Linked DNA regions of Homo sapiens: regions 1, 2, 3 and 5 are each linked to region 4. A link is an interaction called in ENCODE POLR2A ChIA-PET data of the cell type or tissue named here. Cell type or tissue: MCF 10A. All regions are shown on one strand. Links, peaks and the distances in the headings refer to the core of each region. The heading gives the core; the rest is flanking DNA. Region 1 overlaps SLC2A1 (solute carrier family 2 member 1). Region 2 overlaps SLC2A1-DT (SLC2A1 divergent transcript). Region 3 has its middle 74 kb from the start of CFAP144. Region 4 has its middle 63 kb from the start of SLC2A1-DT. Region 5 overlaps SLC2A1 (solute carrier family 2 member 1).

Region 1 (4,496 bases), core at 497-4,496, 79 kb before region 4:
TCTCCACTGTGTGGATACCAGTGACTAATTCTCAACTTTTCTCCAGCCTGGGTCTAAGAAACAGACCCATACATACAGGTGCCTCCTGCACATCTCCAGCTGTGTCACCCCACGCCTCCATTCCTGCACATCCCACGGCCACCTCTCAGCTCCTGGCACACCTGCTCCTTCTTCAAACCACACATCACCCATGCCAGAAACCTAGAAACCATTTTTAAACCCTTCTCTGTTGCCCTCGCACGGAATTGATGACCAAATCCTGTCCATTCTTCCTCTGAGGGTTTGCTTTTATGTCACTAGTCCAACGGCAACTTTCTTGATGGTTTCCCGTCTCTAGTCTCACATTCTTAAGTCCGCCCCTCCATACCAGACGCCTGAGTCATTTCCCTACAATGCAAGTCTGATCACGTCTGCCCTGGGCAGTGGGTCCCTATTGTCCTCATCCTGAAGTCCATGCTCCCTAGCTGGGCCCCCGTGCTGGTGCCCATCCGCCCCTTCTGACTGTGCCGTGCCATACTCACAAGGCCCTTTGTGGTCTGGCTCTTGCCTACCTTACCTTGTTGACCTCCCCAACCTTTCCCCTCCTCCTGTTCACTCTAGTGACACACTAAACTACTCACGCTTTACTGAATGCCAGGCTTTCTGTCTTCTGGGCATTTTGCTTTGAAGGCCCCCTGCTCACCCCAACCCTGTTCTGTTTCTGGAAAACACCTCCTCTGTCCTGGCCTTAGAGTCCTAGTTCTGTCATTAACTCACTATGAGATCACAGTCAAGACATCATTAAATCCAGTAGCTGTCAACCTTGGCTGCACATTCGAATTGGTTGGGAAGCTTTTAATTGAATGCCCAAACAGCATCCCAGACCAATTAAATCAGAATCTGGGGGCGTTCTGGAAACCCCAATGTGCAACCAAGTGGAGAGCTCAACCTCCCTCTGTTTCCTCCCAGCCTGTCTTACAGACTTTCCATCTGTAAGGATTCCCAAAGGGAGCCAGTTCTGAAGCACACACTTTGGCAAGAGCTGTCAAGAGCACTTAGCAAATGCAGGGCTTGGGGCTGGTCCAAGCATGGGCCCACGGTCTCCATGCCCAGCAAACTTGGAAAAGTCCTGTCACCTCCCCTGCAGCTGAGCATGACTCAGCAGGCCAAGCCTTCCTGGTGACTTGCTCCTCAGCATCGGGCGTGGCCCCATAGCCACTGTCTGCCTATTTGGAAGAAGCCCAGCTAACTCTAGACACTACCTGGTTCCCCCAAACAGGACCCTGATCTTTGGGAGTCACTGCACTCACTTTCTAGCCCCATCCGTCTGGACAAGAAATGTGGTCCTGACGTGAGGACTGCCCACTCTCATTTGGTCCTCTCTGGGAAGGTACAGATTTTTAAACGGGCAAGGCAGCTGGTTAGGAAGACAACCTGAGGCCATGGAAACAACAGAGCTTGGCTTCTGACTCCAGCATTCAATAGCTTTGTGACCTTGGGCCTGTCGGCCATTTCATCTGCCTGGGCCTCAGTTTCCGGGTCTACAAAATGGAAATCACCACCCAATCTCATAAACACAAGCAAAATGCCTGGTACAGAGGAAGGGCTCAGTTTCCTTTCCTGTCCCTGCCTCCTACCCCCTACCCCCTTTTCCTCTTCTCTCCTCCTTAATGCAAGTAGGCTGGGCTGGAGGAGATGGTCTAGGTCCCTTCCCATCCTGACATTCAAGTAAACAAGTGAGGACAGATCTAGGATGCACGGCAGGGAGGAGGAAGCCAGCACAGACCTTCACCCCCTGTGGCTCCCTAGGGCAAGACGCCATTTCTGCTTTGACTGCCACAGGGCCTTCAGGGAGAGGACGCGGTTTCAACCTACAAATAAAGGAAGTGTGCTGCCTGTGGATGGGTATGAGTGCAGGCTCAAGGACCACCTGGCAGGCAGGTGTTGGATACCAGCTCTGTCTCTGACTTAGCTGGGTGATATTGGGCGGGTTTCCTCTCTCTGGCCGTTTCCCACACCTGCAGGCTGGGAGTGGTGCCTGCTGCCTCCTGACAGTGCTGCAGTGAGCATCAAGTGAGACAAGCCCATGAAAACCCTCTGCAGCCCCAGAATGCCACGGAAATGCAGCATTATTGTATTGAGCTTTGCTTTGAGTTTATTATATCATCAAACATATTATTAAATGACTGAGTTGGGTGGGGGGTTGGTCAAGAGGGCCTATACAAGACCCCAGGATTCTGTGGGACCTGAGATTCTAGAATTCTGCCACCCTGATTCCAAAGCAAGAGAAGAGTCTCTGACATGATCAGGGCCAGAAAACTGGCTGGAGAGGCAGACAGTACAGTGCGTTCATATAAATGACTCTAATTCAGGTGGTGGCGTGAGACTGTGGGCATGTGTGATGTGCAACAGAGCAGGCTGGTGTCCATAAGCCAACGATGGCACAGTACTCACCTTCTGGGGGGCATTGATGACTCCAGTGTTGTAGCCAAACTGCAGGGAGCCAAGCACTGCTCCTCCCACGGCCAGCATGAGGCGACCCGTCAGCTTCTGCGGAGAAACAAACCACACTGTTATAGGCGTGTCTGGGAGCAGGTTACTACAGGGCAGGGCCTGGACTGGCAAGTTTCTGTGTTCAGATATCTTGCCTGACTCTTGGCACCACACCAGTCTTTCTCCCAGGAAACTTGGCCAATTCCTGACCTTAGGTGCCCAAACCAGCCTAGCTGACTTCAAGATACTGGGCTGGCCGGGCCATTTCCTGGGGAGAGAGGGGAAGTATGATCTTCTCTCTCTGTAGCCAGGTCTCAGAGAGGGAGAGGCTTTGGATTCTTGGGGGTCTCATTTCCCTGGTGGAGCCATGCCTAGGGTCTGGTGGTTCTAGACTCTCTGACTGGGAGGCCCAGGAACCAGCCCTCCTATGCGAGGGGGCCCAAATTACTTGGTAGGAATAGCACAGATATAGATAGGAGAAGCACCCTGGATTTGGAGCTGAAGCCGCTGGCTTCTGATTCCAGCCCATCTGCCTGTTTGCTCTGTGAATTCCAGCAGGCTAAGTCCCCCATGTACCACCTCTCCCCTATCCTCCATTTGCTTGTCAGCAAAATGGCAACAGCTTCGTTTGTCACATTGGAGATGTGATCCCACCTTGCCCTACCCTTCCTGCTGTTCACAGGGCAGGAAACTGAGCCCTGAGAGGGTGAGGCAAGTTCCAGATCACTCAGGAGCCTGCAGCAGAGCTCAGGGCTCCGGACTCCTTACCCAGTGCTCCTCACGGCAATAATCCCCAAACCATAAGCCTCCCAAGGTTATATGGACATAGACGACATGCTAGGCGGGAATGCACTTTGGAAAAGTGCACAAGGTGAGTAAGAGTGTGGGGCTAAGGTGTTTCCAATGGGCAAAGGGATGGGAGAGAAAAAGAGCAGTTTGCTTCTGTCCATTGGAAGCCGAGGACCTAAGGCAGCAGGAAGGGCAGAGGCCAGCAGGTGAAGAGCCCTGCTTAGCCACAGGTGACTGAGAGGCCAGCAGGGTGTCAGCCCTGCTGAAGAAAAGTGCTCTTTTCAGCTATAAAAATGAGGAAGTCAGGAAATGTGACATTAGGCAGGCCTTTAACTGATTGTGGGAGAACAGGGCTGCGGGAGGCATGCCAAAGAAACGACTGGCATTCACTACGCACACTATACCAAGCTGGGCCCTGGAAGTGGGTGGAGCTGGCCATGGCCTGGCTGTGGGTCTCTGGGCCTTGGTTTCCACAGAACCCAGAAGCAGCCTTTACTTCAAGATCATCACAGATAGCCCTGGGCATAGCTGTTACCAGGCATATTCCCAGTATGGTCTTTTCATTCTCTGAAAGCGTCAGTCAGGGCAACGACTGCAAAAGCCAAGGCTCTCACATCAGAGGCTGCGAAAGAGGAAGAAGGCTTCGGCCCAGGAGGAGTGTGCAGCTCAGAGCCCCCTCTGTGTGTGCGCTGCATCCTTCCTTCCCATTAGTCTGTCTACCTGACCCCTTAGCCTGCCTCTGGACATTTATTCCACATGCTGGGGCTTCCCTCATACCACAGGGACTCCATTCCCTCTAAATCCTCTGCATTGCCCAACTAGAAAGACAGCCCCCACCCCCCGTATGTCCTGGCACTGCCCCCAGAATCTCCCTTCTCTCAATTCTCTGGGGAGCCTTCAGGCCCAGAGCTGTTGTTCCGAGTGGGTAGTGAGCAGCTGACAAATTTCTGGGGGACCCCAGCGACACACCAGGTCAAGCCTAATTCATAGGGTGGACACTAATTCAGAGGCTGTGGCAAGGCACTAAGCATCACCAGGAGGGCTCACTAAACAGCGACTGCTAGGCCCGCCACGTGCTGGGCTTTCTGCCTGCGGTATTACCTGCATTTGCTCATGGGATGCAAAGTATATACTGTATTTTTCTGGAACACATTAGAATAGATTAAAAAACAAGCAATGCAGTGACATCAATCTATCATTTAAGAAAACGTGGCATAGTGATATAATGGAATACA
Region 2 (6,700 bases), core at 1,562-5,561, 57 kb before region 4:
GTTTATAAAGGCTTAGCTATGTAAACTGTACTCATTCTTGACGTGAGAAGTTCAGTCAAATCCCCATCCCATGGTAGGGCGGTGCTTGAGGAAAAAGCACAGTGGCCAAAAAAAAGCTTTTCCTTCACCCACCCCACCCCACCTGCCCACACACAGACCCCCATTACCTTCTCTGTGTTCCTCTCTGTGAATGTTTTATGACCCCTGGAGGCTACTGGTCAGAAGCAAATTCATCAGAAGCTATTGACGCTGCATCACAGACTAGATTCTCAGGTGGACTGGTTTGTTATTTGGGTGGCTGATTCCTTGGAAGCAGAATTTAACTCCAACTAGGGAATGAGCCCTAGAGAAGGCCCCAGGAAATAGCACATGAGCAGAGAAGGTTTGGGTGCAAGGGGAAAGGGGAGCAGGAGGGGCACCTAAGTAGCCCCTGTGGCTGGGGCATGGGGGCTTAGGGAGGAGAAGAGACTGAAGAAGTGGAATCACAGAGGCTCCCAAATGCCAGGTATAGGAGTTAGGGCTTTATGCAGTGGGTAGTGGCGAGCCATGGAGAGTTATTGAGCAGGGAAAGGACCTGAGGAAACCTCAGTGTCCCCACAAGCCTACTCTACCTGAGGCACTAAAGGGGGTGTGAGGAGGCTGTGGAACCCCAGCATTCAGCTTGAACGACCTAGTGCCCCTTCCCTAGTCTGCGCCCACACTGACAGCTTTATTCCCTGGAGGCTGCCTTTAGTCCTGGACGGAACTCGGCCTCTTCTGGGTCCGATTCTAAGCAGTTCCAGCCCCAGCTAGTCTGGAGGAAAAGAGCTCTCTGGGACTGGCTAGCAGGGAGGTGTCAGGTGCCAGGCGGATGCTGGAGCCTAGTGTGTGCCTCAGAGCACGCAAGTGGGTGGGGGAGGGGTGGTGGTGGTGATGGTGGTGGTGGCAGGGCCGTGCAGGGCGGGTCCTAGCAGCTCCAGAGTTAGGAGTGAGTAAGGCGGGCTGGGAAAAGACTCTGTTGCCTTTAAAGGCAAGCGTCCCTGGCAGCCAGGAGGAAAGGTTTTGCTGAGTCAGCTACAATTGGTACAAGAGGGGATAGCAGGGGCTGGGACGGAAGCCCCCCTAATCCAAAGGGTGTTTTGCAATTCAAATCCTCCTGGATTGCAGGTAAACACAGTGATGGATTCCAGGAAGGTCTGATGGGCCAGGCAGGACAGTTTTGTGTGTTTAATGTTTTCATTCTGATTTGCACATCTGCTTGAACCACCTGCTTTCAGAAAGCTTTTCGGCATCCCTTCTTTATCTTCTGTATGCCCTCCGACCCTCTGCAAATGCACTTATCAGGGCTACCACCTGCTCGCTGATGCTGGGGGAATTGAAGGCACATACTCCCCTCCCTTCTCTCCTGACTACCAGGCTTTTCTGTCCAGCTGCCTCCAGGATGTCCCTCTGGATGTCCCACAGGTCCCTCACACTCACCATGCTCAAACCTGAACTCATTATCTTTGCCCATCCCTTCCTGTCCCCACCCTAGAAATGGCTCCTCTAGCCACCAAATTGCCCTAGCCAGAGATCTGGTATCTTCCCTGACCCCTCTCTGTCTCCCTCATTCCCCATATCCAGTCAATCCCGTGGACTTTGCCTGCCCATCCCGTGGACTCTGCCTGCCCTCTCCATGCAGACAGTCCCTCCTCCAGCATAGGCTAGGACCACTATTCATTCATCCTCCTCCCTGCCACCACACTGGTCTCTTTAAAATGCACAGCTGACCACATCACTGCTTTGTTCAAACATCTTTCCATGGCACGCAATAATGTGGCTGAATCTCACAGACATATTGAGTGATAGCAGCTGTGCGAAAGAGTGTGATGTCATGTGTATAAAGTTTAAAAACAGGCAAAACTTATCTCCGGGGTAACAGTAGTTACCCTTGGAAGGGAGGGTCGCGACTCTGGGGGCGGGTGCTGGTAATCAGGGTGAGGCAGGTGGAGACCAGATCAGCAGTACTGATGTTTTTTCCTTTTGCCTCGAGCTTTAATATGACTCAGCACAGCATGTTACTAATCCTGTTTTTATTTAAAATTTTGATATTTTGTCATCATGGATTTTTTGCATTAATTCTGGTTTTTCAAAAATACTGCATTAAAAATATTATTTATCCTGATGACAGAGTCCGCCGCCCCCCTCTACCCCCCTCCACCCCTGCTTAAATTTTACAGGGGAGGTGAGTGCCTTTCTTGTGACACCCTGTTTCTGACCGTGTTGGTAATGTTGTTTCCTCATCAGGGTGCTGGTTGCGGGTGTGTTTAGTTTGTGAAAATGCATTGAGGTGTGTACATTTCTGATTTTCGTACTCTTCTGAATGCATATTTTGCTTCAATTAACCAAATTGAATTTTTTTTTTTTTTTTTTTTTACTTAAAATATTTCTGTAATTCCAAGGGAGTGTCTCCATCTGCTTCTTCCAGTGTCCCCAGCACCAAAAACAGCACCTGCCTCACACTGGGTCTCCTACATTTTTGTTGAATGAAGGAATACAACATTTCAGTTAATTTAATTCCAACAGCAACTCTATGAAATAAGTATTTCTCTATTTTCTTTTTTTTTTCTTTTTTTGAGATGGAGTCTCACTGTTGCCAGGCTGGAGTGCAGTGGCGCAATCTCGGCTCGCTGTAACCTCCGACTTCCGGGTTCAATAGATTCTTCTGCCCCAGCCTCCCAAGTAGCTGGGATTACAGGTGCGCACCACCACGCCCAGCTAATTTTTGTATTTTTAGTAGAAACGGGGTTTCATGATGTTGGCCAGGGTGGTCTCGATCTCTTGACCTCGTGATCCGCCCGCCTTGGCCTTCCAAAGTGCTGGGATTATAGGCGTGAGCCACTGCGCCTGGCCTTTTTCTCTCTGTTTTCTAAAGGAGAAAACTGAGGCTCAGGGAAGTAATTTGCCCAAAATCACACAGGTAGTGTGAGTTCCAGCACCTGGATTGAAAAAATAAATGGAGTCAGGTGTGGTGGTGCGTGCCTATAGTCCCAGCTACTAAAGAGGCTGAGGCAGGAGGATTGCTTGAGCTCAAAAGTTCAAGTCCAGCCTGGGCAACATGGTGAGACCCCATCTCTAAAAATAAATAAATAGGCCAGGCGCAGTGGCTCACACCTGTAATCCCAGCACTTTGGGAGGCCAAGGCAGGGGGATCATGAGGTCAGGCATTCGAGACCAGCCTGACCAACATGATGAAACCCCATCTTTCCTAAAAATACAAAAATTAGCCAGGCGTGGTGGTGTGCACCTGTAATCCCAGCTACTTGGGAGGCTGAGGCAGAACAACCTATTGAACCCAGGAGACGGAGGTTGCAGTGAGTTGAGATTGCACCACTGTACTCCAGCCTGGGCAACAGAGCAAGACTCCGTCTCAAAAAAAATTTTTTTTTAATAAAAATAAAAAATAATAATAAATGGATGACTTGACTCTAGAGAAACTTGTTTTAAATCAAATGCTGCCAGATTCTCTGCCTTTAAAGAAAGCAATAAAAACAACAAAAACTCCAACTGGCACTGCCTGCTCTGATCCAGCAACAGTACAAGCAGTTTGCTTTGCCTGGCTCTTATCGCTTAGATTACAATTATTTGAGCCTTATCTTCCTCTGAGATAATGACCTCCTCTAGGGCTGGGGCTCAGGTATTCCTGTCTTGCCTCTGTCCAGCAAGTTATTTGGCACAAGAAAGAAGCTATAAATGTTTAATAAATGAATTAATCAAAGAATGAATGAAGGAGGAGGCTGACAGTGGTATTTGGTGGGTGGACCACAGGTTTTGGAAACAGACCTGCTAGCTATGTGTCTTTGGGCATGTTACCTCACCTGAATCTCAGTTTCCCCAACTGTAAGATGGGGATAATAGCAGTACTCACCTCTAAGAATTATTGTGAATATGAAGTAAGGAAACGTGTATCAGGTGACTATCCTACAGTAAATACTTGAAACGTGGTAACTATTATTATTTCCATTTTTTTACATTCTCAAAGCCTGATTTTCTTCAGGGTTGCAGGGGTCTTCCCCTCTCAATTTCCACGTATTGTTTTCTGGAGGTCTGTGAGGTTGGAAGAAGAGGACCTGATGATGCCTCCCCGAGGAGCTTTTCTTCCCCGTGGGGTGGGCAGAACTCTGGAACGTTCCAAAAGTCTGGCTTCATGGCCCAGCTCCACCTTGTGATTGGCGAGTTCCTTATTACCAGTGAGCCTCAGTTTTCTCTCTGTAAAATAAGGCCCATAATAATCTTTTTTTTTTTTTTGAGACGGAGTCTCACTCTTTTTGCCCAGGCTGGAGTGCACTGGCACAATCTCGGCTCACTAAAACCTCTGTCTCCCGGGTTCAAGCGATTCTCCTGCCTCAGCCTCCTGAGTAGCTGTGATTACAGGCGCCCACCACCACGTCCACCTAATTTTTTTGTATTTTTAGTAGAGACAGGGTTTTACCATGTTTGGCCAGGCTGGTCTTGAACTCCTGACCTCAAGTGATCCACCCGCCTCGGTCTCCCAAAGTGCTGGGATTACAGGTGTGAGCCACCGCGCCCGGCCCTCTTTTTTTTTTTTAAGACCCAGAATGATGTTGACCTTGGAGATCTCTGGGGAGGATTCAATGGCTTGGCCCTGGGCCTGGTGCACAGTAAGCCCTCCACAAGTGTTGAGTCTGAGGAAGTAACCTGGCACCCTGAGGCTGGGGGAACAGCAAGGAGACCAGAAGGATCCTGAGAAGCCCAAGGACTGATGGGAAAAACAAATAGCCTGGCACAGTTTTGTTTTATTCTTAGAATCATATTTCTCCAGAGAAGTGGAAAAACAATGCCTTTCATGCCGATATAACTTTTTCTTTCTTTTTTTTTTTTTCTTTTTAGAGGTAGGGTCTTGCTATGTTGCCCAGGCTGGCCTCAAACTCCTGAGCTCAAGCAATCCTCCTGCCTCAGCCTCCCAAGTAGCTGGGACAACAGGCCAGCACCACTGTACCTGGCTTTGATATAACTTTGTAACTCTGCAAAACTCCTTCCCACATGTCATTCCTTGGGTCCTCCCCACACCTTATGCTGCAGGCAAGACTAGAATTATTCATGTATCCACAGTTGTGAAAACTGAGGCACAGAGAAATTAAGCCACTTGCTTGAGATCACAGTGAAGAAGGAATTTGGAAGCAAATTGAAGGTGTAAAACCTGGGCCTCCTGACTTATAGATACCACCATGCAGCAATTTGGATCTGAAAGAAAGCACACAGCTTATGCCCAGACAGAGCAGCCGGTGTCTAGCTGTGCCCGCTTGCCCCGCCCAGCTCCCACCTGGATGCCACCTGGCAGTCATATGCACATTCATCACGGAGGAGCTGGCTGACTCACACATTATACTGGAGCTGACTCATGCTTTGCAAGAGGGAGAGAGAATCGGTTGAGAGCCACAGGAGCCCCTGCTTTCCACATTGAGGCTTGAAATTCATGCCTCAAATCCACCGCAGTTCATTTCTTTAAAAAGGGAAAGCAGTGTGAGCTGGCTGGAGCTGGGGATCTCTGGACTCAGAGAAGAGTGGTTTGGTTCAACTCTGGGCTCTGTTACAAGTTGGCTGGGTGACTTCGGGCAAGTCATTGTCCCTCAGTCTCTTCAGCTTTGTAACAAAGGGGTTGCAACAGATAAGCGCCAAGACTCTTCAAGCGTCTGAAAGGCTGTTCTTGCTCTGGGTTGAGAAACCTTGTCATAATAATGTTGTATGTGTTGCTAATTTACTATGTGCCAGGTAAGTGATTGGTATGGAGTTATTAATATCTCATTTAATTCTCATAACGAATTCTAGATTTACTGTTTTTTATCCTGTTTCTCAAAGGAGGAAACTGAAGCACAGTTTCAGAGTGATTTGCCCAGGGTTGAGTAGGTCAGCAAGTGGCCGAGCTAATAATTGAACCTGGTTTGTCCCCAGACTTTGTATAAAATCTAGTCTAAGGCCGGGCGTGGTGGCTCATGCCTGTAATCCCAGCACTTTGGGAGGCCAAGGCGGGTGGATCACAAGGTCAGGAGTTGGAGACCAGCCTGGCCAACATGGTGAAACCCCATCTCTACTAAAAATACAAAAATTAGCCAGGCGCAGTGGCAGGCGCCTGTAATCCCAGCTACTCGGGAGGCTGAGGCAGGAGAATTGCTTGAACCCGGGAGGCAGAGGTTGCAGTGAGCCGAGATCGTGCCACTGCACTCCAGCCTGGGTGACAGAGCAAGACTCCATCCCAGAAAAAAAAAAATCTGCTCTACACCTTTATCCTGTTAGACCTCAGTTTCCTCACTTAAAATTAAACTACATGACATAAATTTTACCATTTTACCTATTTTAAGATTACAGTTCAGTGTCATTAAGTGCATTCACACTGTTGTGCAACCATTGCCATCATCCATCTGAACCCACTAAATAATAATTCCCCATTCCCTGTTACCCCTAATCCCTGGCAACCTCCGTTCTACTTTCTCTGTGAATTTGACTACTCTAGGTATCTCATTTAAAGTTTCCTCATCTTTAAAACTACGATAATAAAGATCAAGTGTTATTCAATCCTTCTCCCAGTAGCGCGGTTGGCTCAGACTTGAATTTAAGTCCCAGTTCTATTCACCTACCCCTCAGGCAGGTTGCTTAACCCCTTTGCCTCCCTCATTCCCATGTCCCTAAAGTTGGGCTGGTGGACCCTGATGGGATGATCACA
Region 3 (6,700 bases), core at 1,044-5,043, 51 kb after region 4:
CAGATTAAACGCTCCATACCTCACTTTTCTCATCATTGGAATGGAGGTAATAGGCCATGCATGGTGGCTTGCATCTATAATCCCAGCACTTTGGGAGGCCGAGACAGGACAATAGCTTGAGTCCAGGAGTTTGAGACCAGCCTGGACAATGTAGTGAGGCCTTGTCTCTATTAAGAAAAAAAAAAAAAGAAATGGAGATAATGATAGTATTTCCCTTCCATGTTTGTCTTGAGGAATAAAGGAGAATACAGGCAAAGCCCTCAATGCCTGACACTGGTCAGTGCTCAGTAATAGCTGTGATGCTCCTGGTGGTGAGGCCTGTATTTAAGGCTAGCCCAGAGGGACAGAGAGAGGACAGGGACACCAGTGGGGAGTCCACGAGAATCATGTGGATGAGATGCCACGCTGAGGTCCATGACGCTGTCCCCTGGGTTAACTGGCTGGAGTCCTCAGCAGGGCTGCAGGAAGGTGGGCAGAACCCCCTCCACTGAGTGGCCTTGAGTTTGTTCCTGGGTGACCAGCACCTGAAAAACCATTTTCAGAGGAGGATTGGTGGGATGGGGAGGAGACTGGGGAGAGATGGGGCTCAGCTTCTGACAGCCTGAGGGTAGTGGGGTGGGGCCCGGGAGAGATTTGGGAAGCTCAGGTCACTCATTGCTCGTGGTGCTGGAAGTTGCTGGTTTGGGTGAGGTCATGCACCAGCCTAAGAGAGAGGAAAGGTGCCCTGCAACCCAGGGAACCCCTTTTGAGCCAGACCCTTGGGAGAAGCAGCAGCCACAGGGGCTAAGGAAACCAAGGTAAGCAGTGGTCAGAGAAGGTGAGGGAAGAATGTGCTTCAAGGAGGGAGCAGTCAAGACAGCCCCGTCTGGGGAAACAGCCAGGTGAGGAGGTAGAGGTGGAGGAAAAGGCAGCACAGAGGCCATGGGCTTTGGCATTGAAGAGGCCACCTCTGTAGAATCTGCTTTGCAGAAGAGGGAACAAAACCCAAGCTGCGGCTAGATGAGGGATTAATTAATGGGATGGGGAAGTGGAAACAGAGGCAGGTGTCCTGTGACTGCTCAGCAGCTTGGCTGAGGAGAAGGGGGAACGATTTGTGGCAGCCAGACAGGGGAGGTTCGGAGCCTTCTGGGGATGGGATGACAGGGGTGATATTCTCATATTTCCAGTGGAGAAACTGAGGCTCAGAGGGTTAAGAAGCTTGTGCAAAGTCACGATAAATTATTGGGGGAAGGCAGCCCAAGATCTCTGACTCTTAATGTAGTAATTTTCTAAATGGACAATTGAAATAGTGTAATACACACACACACACACACACACGGATATTAGTTCTGATCATAGAAGTAAAACATGTGCATGGGAGAAACCTAGAAACATGTGCAAAAATGTAAGAGAAAAACACAAAAATCACCTGTAATTCTACCACACAGAGATAAATGTTTTTACCATTGTGTGTCATGACTTTCTACTTTTTTCCTCTGCAAGTATACGTAAATACATACTGGGATCATGTTGCACAAGGTGTTTTGTAAATCCCTTGTTTCATTTAGTAACATAGCATAAATGCTTTTCCATAAGAATAAATATTCCTTGAGAATTTTTTTTTCTCTTTTAGCTCACAGTCTAGGCAGGAAGATAAGACTTACAGATGGGATTCTACAGTAAGCAGTCAAGCAAAATTCATGAGGTGGTGGCGAAGTGGCTGCATCCCTGGACTGGGAGCACAGTGAGCTGGCTCTTTGGCTTCTGACTTGTCCACTGATTGGTTATGTGGCCTTCAGCACACATAACGTATTTGGGCCTCAGAATCCCAGATATCTCCAAAGGGTTATCAATGAGTCTCTCAAGGCAAGCTGTCATGATGACAAAAGTGTTGAGGGAGAGTCTTAGAAAATGAAACCATGCCGGGCACGGTGGCTCACACCTGTAATCTTAGTATTCTGGGAGGCTGAGGTGGGTGGATCACCTTAGGTCAGGAGTTCAAGACCAGCCTGGCCAACACGATGAAACCCCATCTCTAAAATACAAAAATGAGCTGGGCATGGTGGCACGTGTCTGTAGTCCCAGCTACTCGGGAGTCTGAGGCAAAATAATCACTTGAACCCAGGAGGCGGAGGCTGCAGTGAGCTGAGATCACACCACGGCACTTCAGCCTGGGCAACAGAGCGAAACTCCATCTCAAAATAAAACCCAACAACAACAAAAAGGAAATGAAACCACATTATCATCATGATTCCGCAGGTCAATTTCTTTATCTGAAACTTGGGAAGCGTGTTTACCTACCTTGCCTGCCAGGATTGGTGATAATCAAATTAGATTAATTATTATTTTTTTTGAGACGGAGTCTCGCTCTGTCACCCAGGCTGGAGTGCAGTGACATGATCTCAGCTCACTGCAGTCTCTGCCTCCTGGGTTCCAGCAATTCTTCTGCCTCAGCCTCCCAGGTAGCTGGGATTACAAGCATGTACCATTACGCCTGGCTAATTTTTGTATTTTTCATAGAGACAGGGTTTCACCATGTAGGCCAAGCTGGTCTTGAACTCCTGACCTCAGGTGATCCGCCCACATTGGGCTCCCAAAATGCTAGGATTACAGGCTTGGGCCACCATGCCCGGCCTAGATTAATTATGATGTCTAAAAACAACTAATATTTGGACAATGTTTTGCTGTTTACCCACATTATCTCACTTAATCATTCCAACAATCCTATGGGGTAGGTACTGTTTTTGTATTCTATGTTTCCGGATAAGGAAACCATGGCTTGGAGAGATGGTGTCACTTGCTCAAGGTCAAAGGTAGTGAGTGGTAGAGTTGGGATTCAAACGTAGCTCTCCTTGTTACTAAAGCCATGAATCTTTGCACTGTGCCATTGTGATGTGTGATGCAGGCCTGCAGAGCAGTAGAGGGACATGGAAAAGAGGAAAAGAGAAAAAAAAGAGTAGAAAGTCAAGCTGCTTCATCCTTGGTTTAGCCGTTGTCGTCCCAGGTACCAACATCTGTGGGGAGTTGCCGCCCCCTGGTGTTCTATATGTGATATGTCCTGGAAGGGAGGAGAGCTAGCAATCTGCTTGCTCCACAGTAAAAGTGGGAGGAAGGAGCTCAGAATACCCCAGCTTGTCCTTTTAGAGTCGGGACGGGGGGTGGTGGTGGGTGCATATTTCACCCAACAGTTCTGGGTAGAAGCTTGGTATATTTCAGCCCCTACTTGCTCCTTATCTGGGTGCCCTAGTGCAGGGTTAGTGGCCACTTTGACAATATTCTATTTCTGACTCAAGTGCTAGTTAGAAGGGTGTTACATCATAATTATTCTTTAAACTCTCCATTAATGTTTCATATGCTCTTCTGTATCTATGATACAACTCAATAGAAAAAATAGGATTTTTGGCAATTCTTAGGGAATAATTTTTACTCTGGGCCGAAAAAATTTGTCATTGGCATAGCATCAAATGGCAGAGTGGTACAGCCAACACCTGAAGATGTGTACTTTAAAGGGCTTTTTCACCTGTTACCTCATTTTACAGTACCATAGCCTTCCAAGGAAGGTATTTATTTTCATTTTACTTATGAGAAAATAGGCTCAAGATTCCCCCGACCCCGCCATCCACCTGTCTGAAACCAGGAAACTTTCCAGAATCCCACACTGCCCCATTGTGGCAGCCCTTATGGCTCACTCAGTAAATAGGCCATAGTGGCATGCCCAAATGAGATCCATGTTGCCTCCAAAATCTAATGTGATGCTTCTTTCTTTGTGATGGGAGATGCCAGATGCAACAACTATCCTTAATCTTACAAGGGATATTTTCATGTTCACCTTATAAACGATATTTTGATGTGCTAGAGAGCTCTGGAAGCAAGAAATTTCACTAAGGTGGTAGATTCCTTAGTTTTTGTTTGGGATTTGTTCCATACCATCTGGTATATATGTGTCTTACCAGCGTGTCTAGGGTATCAAGTAATACTCACCTAGTCCAATCAATATGATTTTATCGTGTAGTAGGCCAGCATGATCTCCTATGAAATGGGGAAATTATTAGGTCCTAGCAGGCTAGAGTTTGATAGAGGGCTGGACAGTTGATATAGCTTTGAGTGAAGAAAGTGAAGTTGTATTGTTAACTCCACCAGGTAAATGCATTCTGCTTCTAGAGGTCCCTACTGACTGACATTCCTAGCTCTCTGTCTTTGGATATCTTGTTCTATAGTGTACCAAGGATGTTTTGGCCTTTCTCCTTAATGTAATATAGGCCACCATTAAGTCCAAGTTTCAGTTAGCCAGCCCAGTAAGCTGTTATAGCCACTATCAGTTTCTTGAGCTAACATATCTGTATCAATGAATTCAGTGCAATCAAAAATTACATTTTTCTCTCTCTCTGGTATAACACTCTTGTAATCCACTTCCCTAAATATTTCCCAGGCTTTTACTAGTATAGCCTTGCAAAATGTATACTGGCAAAACCTTGCAGTTCTTTTGGTGTTTTTGATATCTATTCTTCTTTTTTTTTTTTTTTTTTTTTTTTGAGATAGAATCTTGCTCTGTCACCCGGGCTGGAGTGCAGTGGCGCGATCTTGGCTCACTACAACCTCCATCTCCTGGGTTCAAGCAATTCTCCTGCCTCAACCTCCCGAGTAGCTGGGATTACAGGCACCCACCAGCTAATTTTGTATTTTTAGTAGAGATGGGGTTTCGCCATGTTGGCCAAGCTGGTCTCGAACTCCTGACCTCAGGTGATCCACCCGCCTCGGCCTCCTGAAGTGCTGGGATTACAGGCATGAGCCACTGCGCCTGGCCCCCTATTCTTTGTTAATTTGTATAAATTTAAGGTTGTACAAGTGTAGTTTTGTTACATGGATATTTTGAGTAGGCAAAATCTGGGCTTTTAGTGTATCCATCACCTGAATAGTGTACATTGTACCCATTAAGTAATTTCTCATCCCCCACCCTCCTCCCACTCCTCCACCCAATGTCTATCATTCCACACTCTATGCCCATGTGTACACATTATTTAGCTCCCACTTGTAAGTGAGAACATGTGTTATTTGACTGTTTCGGAGTTGTTTCACTTAGGATAATGGCCTCTAGTTCCATCCGTTTTGCTGTAAAAGACATGATTTCATTCTTTTTTTTTTTTTTTTTAATTTGAGACAGAGTCTCGCTCTGTCGCCCAGGCTGGAGTGCAGTGGTGGGATCTCGGCTCACTGCAAGCTCCGCCTCCCGGGTTCACGCCATTCTCCTGCCTCAGCCTCCGGAGTAGCTGGGACTACAGGTGCCCACCACAACGCCAGGCTAACTTTTTGTATTTTTAGTAGAGATGGGGTTTCACCATGTTAGCCAGGATGGTCTCGATCTCCTGATCTTGTAATCCGCCCGCCTCGGCCTCCCAAAGTGCTGGGATTACAGGTGTGAGCCACCGTGCCTGGCCAATTTCATTCTTTTTATGGCTGCATAGTATTCCATTGTGTATATATACCACATTTTCTTTATTCAGTCATCCATTTGGTTCCTATTCTTGAGTCACACTTTGTAGTCCGGTAGTCCTTCTTTCTCTTTGGATCTACTGTGATTTGAGTATTATTATGTGCCTGGAAGGAATGATGGATCATGCATATGGATTTTGAAAAGAATCAGTATGCCTCTTCAAGGTGATTACCTCTAGAAAGATAACTATAGAATCTTCTGGAAAGGGGCAGCTAACACCTTCAGATGAGAGGAAGGGCTGGTTTTCATGGCAAAAGAGAACTAGTATAATTTGGGGGCTCAAGGGGGTTTAAATCTACCGAAATGCCCCTATTACAATTCTCAGAATCTGTCTTTTTCTATCAACAATATAACTTTATATTTAAAAAGCAAGGCTGTGAATTTAATTTATATGTAATTTAGTCAACCACAGGAACAGATTCTGGTTTTCATAAATCTAGACTTTGCACTACAAAAAATAAGGGATTCCCTCAAGTTGGTCATATTTTCTGGCTTTCTACCTATGTAGCCAGCTGAGAATTTAAAGCTCTGACTTTGCCATATTATTTCTCCAACATGCTCAGAAGAAGCCAGCCCGTCCTATAGTCTTTGTATTCCTTATTTCTATCATAATGTTCTTTTTTAAATCTATTTTTTATTCCTCCTTTCTTTGCCAACCAAGAAGCAGCACTGGAATTTTTATGATAATGTTCTATTACTATAGCTACTTAGTAATAAGTAGCTTATTAAGGTAATTTTACACAGTATTTAAAATAATATATGCAACCCATCATGTGAGGTCAGGTGTGAAATTCTCCTCTTGTGGCGTCATGTTAGAGCTCAAAAAGTTCTAGGCGTTAGACAATTGTGGATTAAGCTACTAATTACTAGCCTTGTCATTGATAGGTCCTTGATTATAACCATTTGTAGGTAATAATTTAAGTAACTGCATTAATGTTGCATCCCATGGACTAGCAGTATCCCCTTTTCCACATGGATATGACAGCCACATATCATAAGAGGACATGAACAGATCTGAGTGATGCCAGGGGTGGGTTGTGTCAAACCCAGTTTAGGTGCCTCCTTAGATTTGCTCATGTCGCCTGCTCCAGGATCCCCCACCTTTTGTTCAATGGAGAGCCCCGTCCCCCGCCCCTCCCCCACCCACCATGCCTCATCTCCTAACACCACCAGGGTGTGTATCAGGGTGTGGCTTTCAGTACAAACTGTTGGCAAGCTGTTCTGCATGAG
Region 4 (6,700 bases), core at 1,365-5,364:
AGAATCCTTCACAAAATCCGTAGGTGACTTTCCAGATGGGCTAAGGGGCATGGGCAGGGTACCAATAGCACCTGTTTTAGAAAGGAAAGTGAGAAGTGTTCATGGAAGCCCTGCAGTCCCACTAGAGGTTTGCTGTTTATTTCTTAGGCAATGAGAAGCTCTCACCAGCTCCGGAATGTGCTGTGGGAAGAGGAGGTGAGATGGGATATAGTGGATCCTGGGTAGAGGCTGTGTGCGCAGCAGGGCCGGGGGAGTGGGAAGATGGACAGGAGGGGACGGCCTTGTGAAAGACCATTGCAGGGTTTGAATGAACAGGATTTGGCAAATGATTGGGTGTGGTGCAGGGGTGGGGTGAATGAGCAGGGGAAAGACAGAATACCAAGAGCATGGTGCATCTCAGCAGGAATGAACATCTCTAGGACATGTCTTATTTAGGAAGCATCAAAAGGGTGAAACTAGCAGGGAACATTATGTGCTGAAGAGACCAGGAAATCTTTTCTGAGCATTAGTCAGTTGGATTTCTCTTGCCTTTAGCTTCCTTAAAAATTATAATAAAGTCAATTTTTATTTATTTTATTATTTATTTATTGAGATGGAGTCTCACTCTGTTGCCCAGGCTGGAGTACAGTGGCACAATCTCAGCTCACTGCAACCTCTGTGTCCTGGGTTCAAGCAATTCTCCTGCCTCAGCTTCCCACGTAGCTGGGACTACAGGCACGTGCCACCACGCCCGGCTAATTTTTGTATTTTTAGTAGAGACGGGGTTTCACCATGTTGGCCAGGCTTGTCTCAAACTCCTGAGCTCAAGTGATCCACCTGCCTCGGCCTCCCAAAGTGCTGGAATTACAGGTGTGAGCCATTGCGCCAGCCCGTCAGTGTCTTTCTCTTCCTGCAGCCACATGACCCTTGGTTAGTCCAGCTCTGTTGACCCTGATGGACTTTTTCCCTGTTTGTTACAAGAATTGGGTCTCTTTGATTCATACCTCCCCATAGACTGGAAACTTCTTAAGGACAGATTATATCTGATTTATCTTCATATCCCCAGTACACAGCATATAATACACCTCAATGGATACTGGATGATGAGAATAATGATGATAGTTTCCATTTATTGGGTGTTTAATCTGTGTCAGACACTGTGGTGAGCCCTTTTCATATATTACTTCATCTCATGATTGGTATTTTAAAATTTCTTGGCCGGGCACAGTGGCTCATGCCTGTAATCCCAGCACTTCGGGAGCCCAAAGTGGGCAGATCACTTGAGGTCAGGAGTTCAAGGCCAGCCTGGCCAACATGATGAAGCCCAATCTCTACTAAAAATACAAAAATTAGCTGGGCGTGGTGGCGGGTGCCTGTAATCCCAGCTGCTCAGGGGGCTGAGGCAGGAGAATCTCTTGAACCTGGGAGGTGGAGGTTGCAGTGAGCCGAGATCATACCACTGCACTCCAGCCTAGGTGACAAAGCAAGACTCCATCTCAAAAAACAACAAAAACAAAAACAAAAAAAAATTCTTTGGTTGTGGGTAACAAAATTAAACTCAAACCAACTTAGGAAAAAATTAAAAAGATGTATAGCACCTAATTGAAAGTTCCATGAATCAGTGTAGCTTTAGGCTTGTCTGGAACCAGGCACTCAAACACTGTTTCAAGGAGCCTTTTTCTCCATCTTTTGGCTTGGCTTTCTTCTGTACTGACTTTGTTTTCAGAAAGATGATCCTTGTACTTAGCAACCCCAGCAGAAAAACAGCATCTTTTCTTCAACACATCCAGCGAGGGGTCCATGACAGACCTTCAGTGCATCAGCTTGGGTGTGTGCACAATTCTGGACCAATCATAAACCAGGGAGATCAGATTTGCTAACTGGCCACACTTAGGTTATATCCCCATCCCTGAAGCCATGGGAAGGGGTCAATCTACCCAAATGTAAAGGAAAATCAGATGCTATATATCTTTGTCCAGACAATGAGAAGAAAGAAACAATAGCTACTTTCTATAATAGGTATCCTTGTTTTCCAGATAAAGAAACTGAGGCACAACAAAAGGAAGTACCTGCCAAACATTATTAGCAGGTGAAAAGGCAGGATTGAATTCAGGTCTCTTTCTCTAGAGCCTGTGCTCCTCCAGGGCAACAGACAGGGTCTTTCTCATTTCTGGGTCCCCTCACTCACGCCCCCAAGATCTTAGCCGACAATTGGTCCTCGATTCCAGTGGTCCTCAAAGTGTGGTCCGTGGACCATGCAAATCAGCTAACTCCTTGTTCCTAGACCACAGTGAGCTAAGTACCAAAATCCTGAGTAAAAAATTAGAAATGTTTTATAGTAATTTGGAATTGCCACAACATGCAAGGGGTGTGACCTGAAAAGATGGGTCTGAGATCGATTGTAGATAATTTGAGAAACACTGCTCTATTCAGTTATACCTAGAAGGAAGGCATGAGCCGTGGGCCTGCAGAGGAAAGCATGGGGTCTCCAATGGATCCACCACAGGGAGGCAGGTGGGCAGACTGCCCATCCCACCAGTCAGATGGTGGTCTTCACTTGGCCAGCCTAGAGAAGTCTTCCTAGGAACCCCACTATTACCATAAGCCACCGCAGCTGATGAGCCTCTCCCATCTCACAAGAAAGGCAGGCAGGGAGGCACAGGCCCAAGCAGCTCCAGCGCCCAAGGGCTCTTGGTTCTAGTCCAGCTGGATACTGGCTGATCCTGCCCAGGGCCTGCAGACACCTGGCACCGTCCTCCTGGGCCGCACCCACCCCGTGCTTCCACACTGTGCCCAGAGGGAAGATGATGGCTGACACAGACTCGGTGGAAAAGCCACCCCAAAACCAGAATTTATTTTTAAGCTGAGGTGGAAGGTCAGCTGCAGGGACACGCTGCCACCTCCCTTCTTGACATGAGCCTCCTTGAGTTGGCACCAGGATGTAGCATGGCTCCCACCCTTGCTTCCCCTTTGGTTGGACACTCTCCAATGCCAGGGTCATGCACCAACAGAGCAGCTCCAAGAAAGAGCATTTTCCAAAGCCCAGATGACTCAGAGTGGTGAGTGTGACCGGAGGGGAGGTTCAGCACCCAGCTCAGACCTTTGTTTGGGAGTTAACGATTCCTCCATGCTGATTTCACCTGCCTGTTCTATCGTGCCCAGTGCGGTGAAAACATCCCAGATACTCTGTATTACAAGGCCAGCTCTGCAATTTTGCTGAGTAACTGTAGGCTGCTCACATAATCTTTCTGTAATTCAATGAGATGACTGCATTTGGAAAAGGTTGGAGCACCCACATCACAAGCCGATTCTGGGGGCGAACTGAGGTAATGCTGTAAAGCACCTCCTATGCACAGACCCATGGAGCATGGGAGTGGATATGAAGATGCTCCCTCACCCCTTCCAGGAAGCTGGTAGCTGACAAGGACTCAGGCTCAGTCACTTCCAGCTGTGTGACCATGCGTAGGTTTCTCAGCTTCCCTGAGCCTTGATCATCTCATTTATAAAGAACAAAATACCCAACTGGAAAGGCTGGCGGTAGGAGTAAATGCAACTGAATATGCAGAAGAGCGTGGCACACAGTAGGTACTCACTGTATGCTCATTCATTTCACACATATTTATTGTTAATGCTAGGGACTAGGTCAACTAGGTCAGGCATTGAGGCTACTATGGTGAGCAAAGAAAGACATACCCTGTCTCTTCCCTAGGAATTTAGTAAAGGAAGTGAATTGTGAGTGAAACAGATAGGCACACAGATAATCAAATCACAGCTGTGGCACCCACTACAAAGGTGAGGTGCTAAGTGCTAAGTGAAGATGGGACAAGACGTTCAACTCACTTAGTGAAGTCAGGAAGGGCTTCTCTGAGGCAGTGATAATTGAGCCAAGGTCTGAAGCATGAATGGGAAAGCATTCAGGATGAGGAACAACATGTGCCAAGCCCTGTGATGGGGAATCCTAGTTAGTTAAAGGGACTGAAAAGAGGCCAGTGTGGTAAGAGCCCAGAGAGCAAGGTGGGGATGGGGTAAGGGAGGGCTGGAGAGGAGAGGAGAGGCCAGACCTCACAAGCCCTATAGGCCATGCTATGGATTTCAGTCTTAGTCCATATTTTATAATAAATGCGGGTGAGGATTACATGATCATACTTGCCTTCCAAATAGATCCCTCTGGCTGCAGCTTGGAGGTGAAGTGTGTGCACCAACATAATACAGTTAGCTGTTAGGAGACCACTGCTATGCTGCAGATGAGTGATTAAGGAGTTTGAGGCTAAGGTGGTGATGATGGAGATGGAGAGGAGGGGATGGAGGCAGCTGTGTAGGTGAAGTGGAAGGCGCTTTGTGCAGCATTGCCTAAGTGTGTCAGGAACAATTCCTGGTGGTACTACTGGAGCAGAAGTAGGTTTGGGGATAAGCCTATCAGTCTGGTTTTGAACAGATTGAATTTAGGATATTTCTGAGACATCTGAGAGACAATGACCATTTCCCATCAGGTTTGGTGAGAGGTAGCCCACTGGTACCATTTTAAAATAAAGACATTTTAAAAATATGGAACACATCACAAATTTGTGTGTCATCCTTGAGCAGCTGTATCATTCCAATTTCAATGTATGTGCTACTGAAGCAAGCACACCACTGGTACCTTTATCAAGGGTATTTTTAGTGAGTGATGGAGCAAGAAGCTTGTACATGGGAACAAGGACATTTGTGAGTGATGGAGATGTTCATTACCTTTATTATAGTGAGGGTTTCCCAGGTGTATACATATGGCAAAACTCATCAAATAGTACACTTTCAGTATGTGCAGTTCATTGTACATCACTTTTGCCTCCCTAGAGCTGTCAGAAAAGACGAGTGGGAGGTAAGGACATGGAGACAGTGCAGACGGCCCCTGCCTCTGCAGTGGAGATGAGAAACAGAGAGTGAGTGGTTGCTGAGGGAGATGAGAAGGCGACAGAGGTGGCATTTGTTTTTGGTTAAGAAGGTGATTTGGGCTGGGCACGGTGGCCCATGCCTGTAATGCCAGCACTTTGGGAGGCTGAGGCGGGCAGATCACCTGAGGTTAGGAGTTCAAGACCAGCCTTGCCAATATGGCAAAACCCCATCTCTACTAAAAATGCAAAAATTAGCCAGGCATGGTGGTGGGTACCTGTAATCCCAGCTACCCGGGAGGCTGAGGCAGGAGAATTGCTTGAACCCCGGAGGCGGAGGTTGCAGTGAGCTGAGATCGCACCATTGCACGCCAGCCTGGGCAACAGAGTAAGACTCCATTTCAAAAAAAAAAAAAATGTAATTTGACTGTGTATAAAGGCTAGCTGAAAGGATCTTATCTAGAAGTAGAGACAGAAAATCCAAGAGAAGAAGGGATAATAAGAAACATAGGTTCCTGAGGAAAGGGAAAGGGAGGGCACCAGAATCCAGGTGGAGGGTTGGCTTTAGATGAGAGCGACAGCTTCCATGTTGAAACAGAGGAAAAGAGAAGAGGGTAGATGTAGGGGTGTGTGCATGTCTCTGAATGTCTGCATGTGTATGTGTTCACATGCATGTGTGTGCACGCAGGTGTGTGTGCGTGTGTGTGTGTGTGTCAATGGGAGAAGACAAGGGGTGGCATCTTCTTTCTCTGTTAAGTAGAAGGTGGTGTCATCTCTAAGAATAACGGCAGAGGGGTACAGGTTTGAGGAGTGGTGAAGTTTTTTAAGATGCCAATGGATAGTGGTTGATTACTGAGCAGTGTCCAAGGCCCATTCGAAGTGAGGGTCCTGGAGCTATGGGGAAGCCTCTGGCTGTGGTGGGACTGTCTCAGCAGCATTTGGCTTGCCAGGGACAGGCATGGGAGGATGCAGAAGGGGGGGAGTTTGCTTGACCAGTGAGATGAAGACACAGGGAAGAGAACTCATAGCATTGAAAAGACCGTTACTGAGACACTGCACCTCCACGCTGAGCTGTGATAAGGAAGGACATGAGGAAGAAGAGGGTGATGGGCTGGAAGAAAGTAGAGGGCCAGTGGCTGGAGGGGCCTGTGTCGTCAGAGAGCACAAGCGGAGGGATTCATGCAGTTGGTGAGTGGGAAGAGGAGAGGCTGTGGGCAGCTGGCGAGGTGTGGGAGTTAGAGTTTTAGAGCTGGAGTGGTTCTGGCTGTCAGCAGGGTCCACGGTGATGCTGTGGGAGGTGACTGATGACCAATGGGAGAATGAGTGAATCGATTTGTGTGGTCACCTGAGCCATTTTCTTTCTCCAGTTAGCCCAGCAGCCTGTCTGTTTCTCATCCTTTGGTTTACAGCAACTTTGCCCCCAACTCCACGACTTCCTCAGTCTTCTTGTTTTTTTGAGACAGGGTCTCAGCTGGAGTGCAGTGGTGTGAATATGGCTCACTGCAGCCTCGATCTCCTGGGCTCCAGCGATCCTCCCACCTCAGCCTCCCAAGCAGCTGGGGCCACAGGCACACAACACTACGCTTGGTTAATTTTCTAATTTTTTGACGGGGTCTCACTTTGTTGTTCAGGCAGTTCCCGAACTCATGGGCTCAAGCGATCCTCCTGTCTCAGCCTCCTGAAGTGCTGGGATTAGAGGAGTGAACCACCACAGCCAGCCTCTCAGCCTTCTTTCATGTTTTAGCTCAAAACGTCCCTTCTACTGAAAAGCTTTTCCTGAATGCCAAGGGGGTACTTGTGCAAACTAAGCCTCCTCTGATGTGGAGACTCTGCCACCGTCAACACCTGCCACC
Region 5 (6,700 bases), core at 2,601-6,600, 85 kb before region 4:
TCTCCCCAAGCCTTCAACCCGTAACTCAAAATCGGGGCTCCTGCCAGGTATCAATCCAATCTCCCTACCTACCACACCTTTGCACTCACTACACACCATCTCCCACCCCTCTACGCCTTTGAGATGCTACTACTCCTGCCTGGAAGGTACCCCTGGCCTTATTGCTGAAACCTTTCGAGATCCAGGTTTCCCTGACTCCAGGAGTTTGTCTTCCCTGAGGAAGACAGTTGATTCACACCATGGTCTGTCCCAGAGCCAGTGCCAGGGATACCTGGTGAGGAAATGGAGGAATCGAACCAAAGGTGTTAGGCTCTCCTCTTAGAACCCCTTGATTCTGCTGGGGGCAGACAGAAGGCAGATTTTGACAAAAAACAGAGTAACAAAATGCAAAGTGTTCTTCTGTGGACGAAACTAACCCCAGAGGAGGACTGGTTGGGAACGGTAATGCCCCGTTTATCAGGCTCCACCAAGAACAGGCTGCTCTGAATGAGGGTGGATATGGGAACGGTCCAGATAAATGGCGCTTGCCCTTCTGAGGGTCCAATCTTTCCTGACCCATTATGGGGTGAAAATGTGAAGAGATTTCACTTTGCTCTCCTGAGCAACCAGACCTACAAGCAGGGCTGCAGGGCAATGGTGTCTGCCCTTGGGGCTCTCTCCAGGGGCAAGGAGAGGTGTTTGTCCCTGTGCAGACTGGCTCCTGATGGCTAAATTTCTGCATTCCATAGTTCTAAGGTATTCCCCCAACCCTCTGTGGTTCAGAGGCTTGTCTTGTACAACTCTCCACACCTCTTTTGAAATTTGCCAAGAAGTCAGCAAATGGAATTTGTTTGAATTGTATACAAAGAAAGAGTAAATAGGTGCTAAGTAAGGCTTGAAACTACCTAAATAAGCTTGAAGATCTCTTGAGATGTTGGGGCAACTGACAAGAGGGCTGTGTGTAAGTGAGGTGTGACCAGAGCTCCACCCTGAGTTACGTCTCCTGCCTGTGGTCACACAGTCAAAGGGACCCAACCTTGTCCAGGGCTGGCTCCTGGACGCTGCCTAGCTGCTCTGTTACTCAGACCACTTTATGGGGTGGAGGAAGGGTGAGCAGCCAGCTCTCTGCATGTTCACCTTGGCCTAGACCCATCCTCTCCAGCCCACAGCAGCACTTCCTGGCCAAGCTGAGGCTGGGGAGTGGGTTTCTGCCTCTTGATGCCTGAGATTTCTGGGAAGAAGCCACGCCTGGTTTTCCAATTCCTACTGCTGGTTCCGGTGCTCTGTGCCCTCTCCTCCCTGGGGATTCGTATGGGGTTCCACGCTGACTCTTGGCCCAGGAAAGGCAGGGGGATGCTGGAGAATGAGAAGAACCCTACATGGGGAAAAGCTCTGGGGTCACATCCTCCCTAGAAGTGTCTGGGTGCACCTCAGGAAAGAAGAGTCTACTTATTATGCCCTGACAGGATCCCACAGGCCCAATCCCGCCGGCTCCCAGCAGCCTCCGCAACCCTGGGTCATGTGTGAGGTGAGACCTGGCACGTGCCTGTTCTGAACGCTCCCACCTCACATGCCCGTCCCAAGCTTAGGATTTAAACACTTGATGCTGCCACCACCCCACATCCATCCATCACCAGGTCCTCTCGATTCTGCCTCCGAGTCTGTCCTACTTCTCTACCCAGGCAGCCTGCCCTGGGTCTCATCTGGATTCTGCTCCCGACTCTTCCTATCCACCAAAGTCAGACCCCATTTCCCACAGTGAACCACCCCTCAGAATGCAGTCGGAGTCCTGCACACCAAATGTGCCAGGCTCGGCCATCCACCCGCTTCTCTGCTCCCTTCCCAGCCCAGTCTCTTCACCCAGCTGTGGAGTCTGGGTGGCGGCAAGCGTGTTGAGGAGGGAGGAGCGGTTCTGGTTAGTTCCTGGGGGGACTGCCATGGTGTCGGCCAGCCTAGAGCTGAGGGGCTACTACAGATCTCTGTCCAGGTGCCTCACTGAGCCTAGAGGACACCCACCATGGAGACCACCCTGGAGAAGCAGGTTGACTCTGGGCAGCTGAGATCCTTTGAACCGGATGGCTTCTGGTACGCGAAGCTATTCCTCACCCGGTGGCTCTCCTGGGGTGAGGGGGAGGCCTGCCCAAGCCTAAGGACACCTGGGAATCCCCACACCACCTCCCGCCAGTCGAGGCAACTGTGGGTGAGACTACATGTCTGCCCATCTGCCAAGGAACTTCTCACTTCCCCTTTGTAGAGGGGCATGAGGCGGCGAACACTGCCTGGCACATGGGTAAGCTGTTACTGCTGTCACTGTTGCTCTCTCAAGAAAAGAAGTCACCACTTTCGGAGGAGCCTTAGGGACAAGGTTTTCCATTTTGAAATTGCCAGAAATCATTACCCTAAGAATGTAAGAGTAAGGAGGAACCTGAAGGAACTACGGGCCTGCCTCAGGGAATAAAGCTAGTCTCCAGACCCTGCTCGGCTGCTCCTGGCAGAGGAACCCAGCACTCTGTAGCCCCAGAGGGCAGAGGTGCCAGGGCCAGACTCCAGCTCAGGGGAAGGAAGAGCTTTATAGACTTCAGGGTATGAGGCTGCCCACCTTACAGGTGGTGAGTTCCCTGTAAGTAGGGAGCATGCAAGTCAAAGTGCTCCAGAGCCGGACTGGGGTAAACATTTTATGTAAAAGGCTAGCTAGAATCCATTAGGTAGGGTCTGTGAGCCACATATGGCCTCTGTCACTCATTGTTCTTTTTTTCTCAACCTTGTAAAAATGTAAAAACCATTGTTAGCTCATGGGTTGCACAAAAACAGGCTGCTGGCTGGATGTGGCCCTCCTGCCAACCCTTGATCTAGGATTCTAGACCACTGCCAGGAGGGGTATGCGTTTTGGAACCTCTGGCTGGTCTCACCATCCTTCCCTCTAGACATTCCTTTACCCCAGGAGGACTAGGTCAGTTAGGTCATCCCCAGCAGGGATCCCTGGGCCAGGTTTAGGCTCGGTCTCAACTCTCCCTGTGCTCTACGGGATGCTATTGTGGGGAAGAAGGGGCTAAACTGCCAGCCAAGCTTTCAGCGCCAGTTACAAGGAGGAAAGGGCCAGCTTCTCCGGCTTAGCCTCTCAGCCTGGCCTTCACCCCTGTTCCTTGCCTGCCCCTGTCTTCCAGTTGGGGCTGGCCCCACACTGCCCTTCCCACAAGCTCTCAGCCCAGGGCCTTCATCTCCACAGCAACTCTCAGCCACACCCCAGGGTGAGCTGGGAGATTGGAGCCAGATGTTCCAGGTGGGGCTGGACAGATAACCCTGCCCACTGGGTCCCCTGGGGCCTCACTTTGGGGCCTGGGGGAAGAGGCCCAGGTTGGGGCTAGAGCTGGGCCCCAACCCCCCTGCAGAGGGCTGGACCACCCAGGCTGCTTCCCTGGAACAGCCCTGACATGGCTAGCCTCCAAACCAAGGCCAGGCCAGGCCAGGCCTCCCGGTAGACAGAGGAATCATCCCACTGCCGTGGCCACACCCGAAGCCCTTCTCAGCTCTTGCAATAAAGTGTCTCCTCTACCCCAACTATGACTCACAAGGCACACGCAGTGACTCCCTCATACGACCTAGACACCTCACACCTTTGCTTGGGCCTAATCACCTTTCAGAACATGCACAGATACTCCTCTGGAAAGCCTTCCTCCCGAGAACCACCCCTCCCACTCCACTGCAACTGGTTCTCAAACAGAGACGGCTTTGGTACCCCATAGGACATCTGCCAATGCCCAGAGACATTTTTGGTTGCCACACTGGCTACTGGTATCTAGAGGGCAGAAGCCAAGGATGCTGATAAACATCCTCCAATGCATGGGACAGGCCTCTACAACACCAGCAGAAACATCACAGTGCCAAGCTGAGAAACCCTGCTCTAAGGGCGAAGCACCCTCTCCCTCTTCCTTCCCTGCTCCCACTGTGCTTGCTCGCATTTCCATCATCGCCTTTAGAAGACTAACTGTAAGGTACCGTGTGCTCCCTGTACAGTAAACCTCAGCACGGAGATGGTCTGTCTGATGCATCCATGTTGCTGGTGCCCAGCACGGTGGTGGAGGTGCAGAGTTGACACTAAATGACCAACAAGCCATGAATCTAACTGAAGGGCTTGAGGGGTGATGTGATATGACAGGGTGTGATGGTGTAAGAGATTGTGCAACTGTGTGTGGGAAACCTGAGATGTTGGTACATGACTGAGCTTGACTCAGCTCCAAAGTGAGACCACACACTGCCAGCTAGGTGGCAGTTGTAGGTGAGTGAAAGGGTGTTTAGGTGCCCATCTGGGACTGTGTCCATCTTCCACAATGGTCAAGGGCACAGACTAGGGCCAGACTCCCCGGAGTTACATTGCAGCCTTGCCACTTACTAGCTGTGTGTCCTTGCTTTAATTGCTTAACATTCCTGTGCCCCAGTTTCTTATAGAGCAGGGAAAATTATGGTGTCTGCCTAATGGGGTTATTTTGAAGAACAACTGAATTACTATTTCTAGAGTATGTATAACAATGCCTGGGCAAGCTATAAGTAAGCAGTAAGGGTTTATGGTAGTGGTGACGGGTGAAGGGGAGAGAGGACTAGAACTCTTTGGATATAGGAGAGAGAAGGAGAGGCTGCCTAGAGCACGAAGCCCAGTTCAGCCTGACGGGACACAGGGCTTGGGTTGGGAGGCGGGTGTTGCCTCCAGCTCTTTCACTCACCAAGCTGGGTCATCCTGGGCAGACCTCACCTCCTCTGCAGACCAGGTTCCTCCTTTGTCAAACAAGGAGTGTTGTTTGTCAAACAACTGAGGCCTTTCTGGCCCAAACTCTGGATTCTGAGGATGCCTTATTCTCAGACATGCCTGACACTGTCCCTTGGGCCAGGACTTCATGGTTTCTCAGTGGCCGTCAGTCATCTCTACTGGCAGCTCAGTCATTTGGGGAGGGGAAAGGCAGTGCTCGGATGAGCCCAGTATGATGGTCAGGATTCCCTGGTTCATTTAGCTGCTCCCTCTGTGGCTGGGCTCACCTCTTCTGCTCTGTCCTCCTCCTCCAGGAGGGGATGCATGGCAGGAATGTCCTGTCACACTCACAGCAGGGCAGGGGCAGTGTGCAGAGCTGGGGAGGCACAAGGCCTGGAGCCCACCTCTAGCTCAGCCTCTCACTCTCCAGATACCTCATCTGGCTTCAGTTCCCTCATTTAGAAGAGGGGAAGATGTCAGCCCCGCCTGCCTTGTAGAGTTGCTGTGAGGTGGTAATTTATGGGGTGGTGCTTTGTAAACATATAAGGTAGTATGATTAATTAACCACTTCCAGGAGGAAGCCCTTTGGGGCCTGTTTTATGGAAGAGAACAAGCTTCTGGCATCCTCACCACTTGTGGGGCAAAGTCTCTTCTCAAGAGTAGGCAAACTGTGGCCAACCCAATGCTGTTTCCTAAGAGAGGTTCTTCTAAACAGACAAGGGAAGTCAGTGTGCCCACTGCAGGCAGTTAGCAATTCCGCATCAGCAGAACATTTCACACCCCTGCACCTCTGCAGAAGCCCCTCTCACTGCCCAGACACCTGCCCCTCCTGCCCTATGAGGTCAACTAACCCTTCAAGGTCGAGCATGGCTGCCAAGTCCTTCGTGAAGCCCTTTTTTTAATCTCCCCTGTCACCCCAGCCCCAGCATTAGTTGCCCCGTTTGCTCTCACAGCACCTTGAAGCCCTCTGTTAGTGACACTCTGGCTTTCTCCAAGGGGTCTCTCCCACTGCTGTGGAGACAGGGCCTGGCTCAGACTGTGTCTCAGGCAGCTCCCTGAGGGCCAGCATGTGCCTGCTGTGTTCACAGCTATACTTCTCTCTCCTTACTGTCTAGGACCGCATCTGGCACAGCGTGGATGCTCAGGAAGTCCTGGCTGAATGAAAGGGTTGGCCAGATGGAATCTCTGTGTCGCCCTAGGGCAGGCCTTCAGCCTACGCGGGCACAGGAGTCTCTCTGCCCTGTTACTACACATGGGCTCTGAGCCTCACTTTCATTTCTTCTTCTTGGGTCCTTCTGTCCTCTCTTCACATGTTACATGTATCACTTCTAATCTGGCTCCTGGTTGGAAAAACTACAGCCAGCCTTGTGAGAAGTGTTTGTAAAGTACAAAAGTCAACAGACCAAGTGTCTGGGTGCTTGCCCAAGAAACACCGCTAGATTTCAGCGTTCTCAGTTCTGGCCACTCACATCTCCAGCTTCGGTCTGCTGGGGCTGGTTCCTGAAGTGACCTTTGGACAGGTGACCATACATGGTCCTATGAATGCAGTTTACAGGCTCATCTGGGCCCTCTGTGCTGCTGACCAGCCCCGTGATGCCCTGGTCAGAGGTTCTGCCCATATTCCATGACAGTTATAACCTCTTGCCTATTTCTGATTAGATGGGAGGCCCCGGGGATCACAGAAGTTCATCTCAGATTTGTCTACATCTTCAGAAGTCTCTCAGTCCCTGGCTGGGCATGGTGGCTCATACCTGTAATCCCAGCACTTTGGGAGGCCAAGGCAGGTGGATCGCCTGAGGTCAGGAGTTTGAGACCAGCCTCACCAACCTGGTGAAACCCCATCTCTACTAAAAACACAAAAATTAGCTGGGCGTGGTGGTACACACCTGTACCAGTAGCCCAGCTACTTGGAAAGCTGAGGCACGAGAACCACTTGAACCCAGGAAGCGGAGGTTGCAGTGAGCCAAGATCATGCCACTG

What was found. ChIA-PET counts read pairs that join two places held together with the same protein. Peaks named below come from ENCODE experiments on the same cell type or tissue, not always from the same donor. Only the 100,000 strongest peaks of a DNase experiment are listed, where the experiment ranks them.
Region 1: POLR2A ChIA-PET joins it to region 4 with 58 read pairs; 9 of 35 experiments call an interaction of 5 or more read pairs at or near these places.
Region 2: POLR2A ChIA-PET joins it to region 4 with 100 read pairs; 10 of 35 experiments call an interaction of 5 or more read pairs at or near these places.
Region 3: POLR2A ChIA-PET joins it to region 4 with 12 read pairs; 8 of 35 experiments call an interaction of 5 or more read pairs at or near these places.
Region 5: POLR2A ChIA-PET joins it to region 4 with 47 read pairs; 8 of 35 experiments call an interaction of 5 or more read pairs at or near these places.

The regions. Positions count from the first base shown.
Region 1 is chr1:42,940,793-42,945,288 of GRCh38, forward strand. It overlaps SLC2A1 (solute carrier family 2 member 1), which reads right to left. Exons shown (of 10, transcript NM_006516.4): 2 at 2,434-2,529. Among named protein-coding and RNA genes, the nearest start is that of SLC2A1, 16 kb to the right of the region's middle. RefSeq lists enhancers at 15-523, 135-234, 2,049-2,557, 3,805-3,854, 4,285-4,414 and 1 more. In MCF 10A, for the core only: no CTCF peak of the experiment used is centred there; DNase peaks (open chromatin) are centred at 1,099 and 2,619.
Region 2 is chr1:42,961,924-42,968,623 of GRCh38, forward strand. The region is part of intron 1 of SLC2A1-DT (SLC2A1 divergent transcript); the gene reads left to right. Among named protein-coding and RNA genes, the nearest start is that of SLC2A1-DT, 6.2 kb to the left of the region's middle. RefSeq lists a silencer at 755-1,049. In MCF 10A, for the core only: no CTCF peak of the experiment used is centred there; a DNase peak (open chromatin) is centred at 5,358.
Region 3 is chr1:43,070,803-43,077,502 of GRCh38, forward strand. No RefSeq gene overlaps it. Among named protein-coding and RNA genes, the nearest start is that of CFAP144, 74 kb to the right of the region's middle. RefSeq lists a silencer at 3,085-3,134. In MCF 10A, for the core only: CTCF peaks have their summits at 3,025 (motif pointing left), 3,646 and 3,846; a DNase peak (open chromatin) is centred at 3,009.
Region 4 is chr1:43,019,031-43,025,730 of GRCh38, forward strand. It overlaps the pseudogene LOC124904715. Among named protein-coding and RNA genes, the nearest start is that of SLC2A1-DT, 63 kb to the left of the region's middle. In MCF 10A, for the core only: no CTCF peak of the experiment used is centred there; DNase peaks (open chromatin) are centred at 2,691 and 3,051.
Region 5 is chr1:42,933,217-42,939,916 of GRCh38, forward strand. The region is part of intron 2 of SLC2A1 (solute carrier family 2 member 1); the gene reads right to left. Among named protein-coding and RNA genes, the nearest start is that of SLC2A1, 22 kb to the right of the region's middle. RefSeq lists enhancers at 1,430-2,222, 3,597-3,666. In MCF 10A, for the core only: no CTCF peak of the experiment used is centred there; DNase peaks (open chromatin) are centred at 3,515 and 4,175.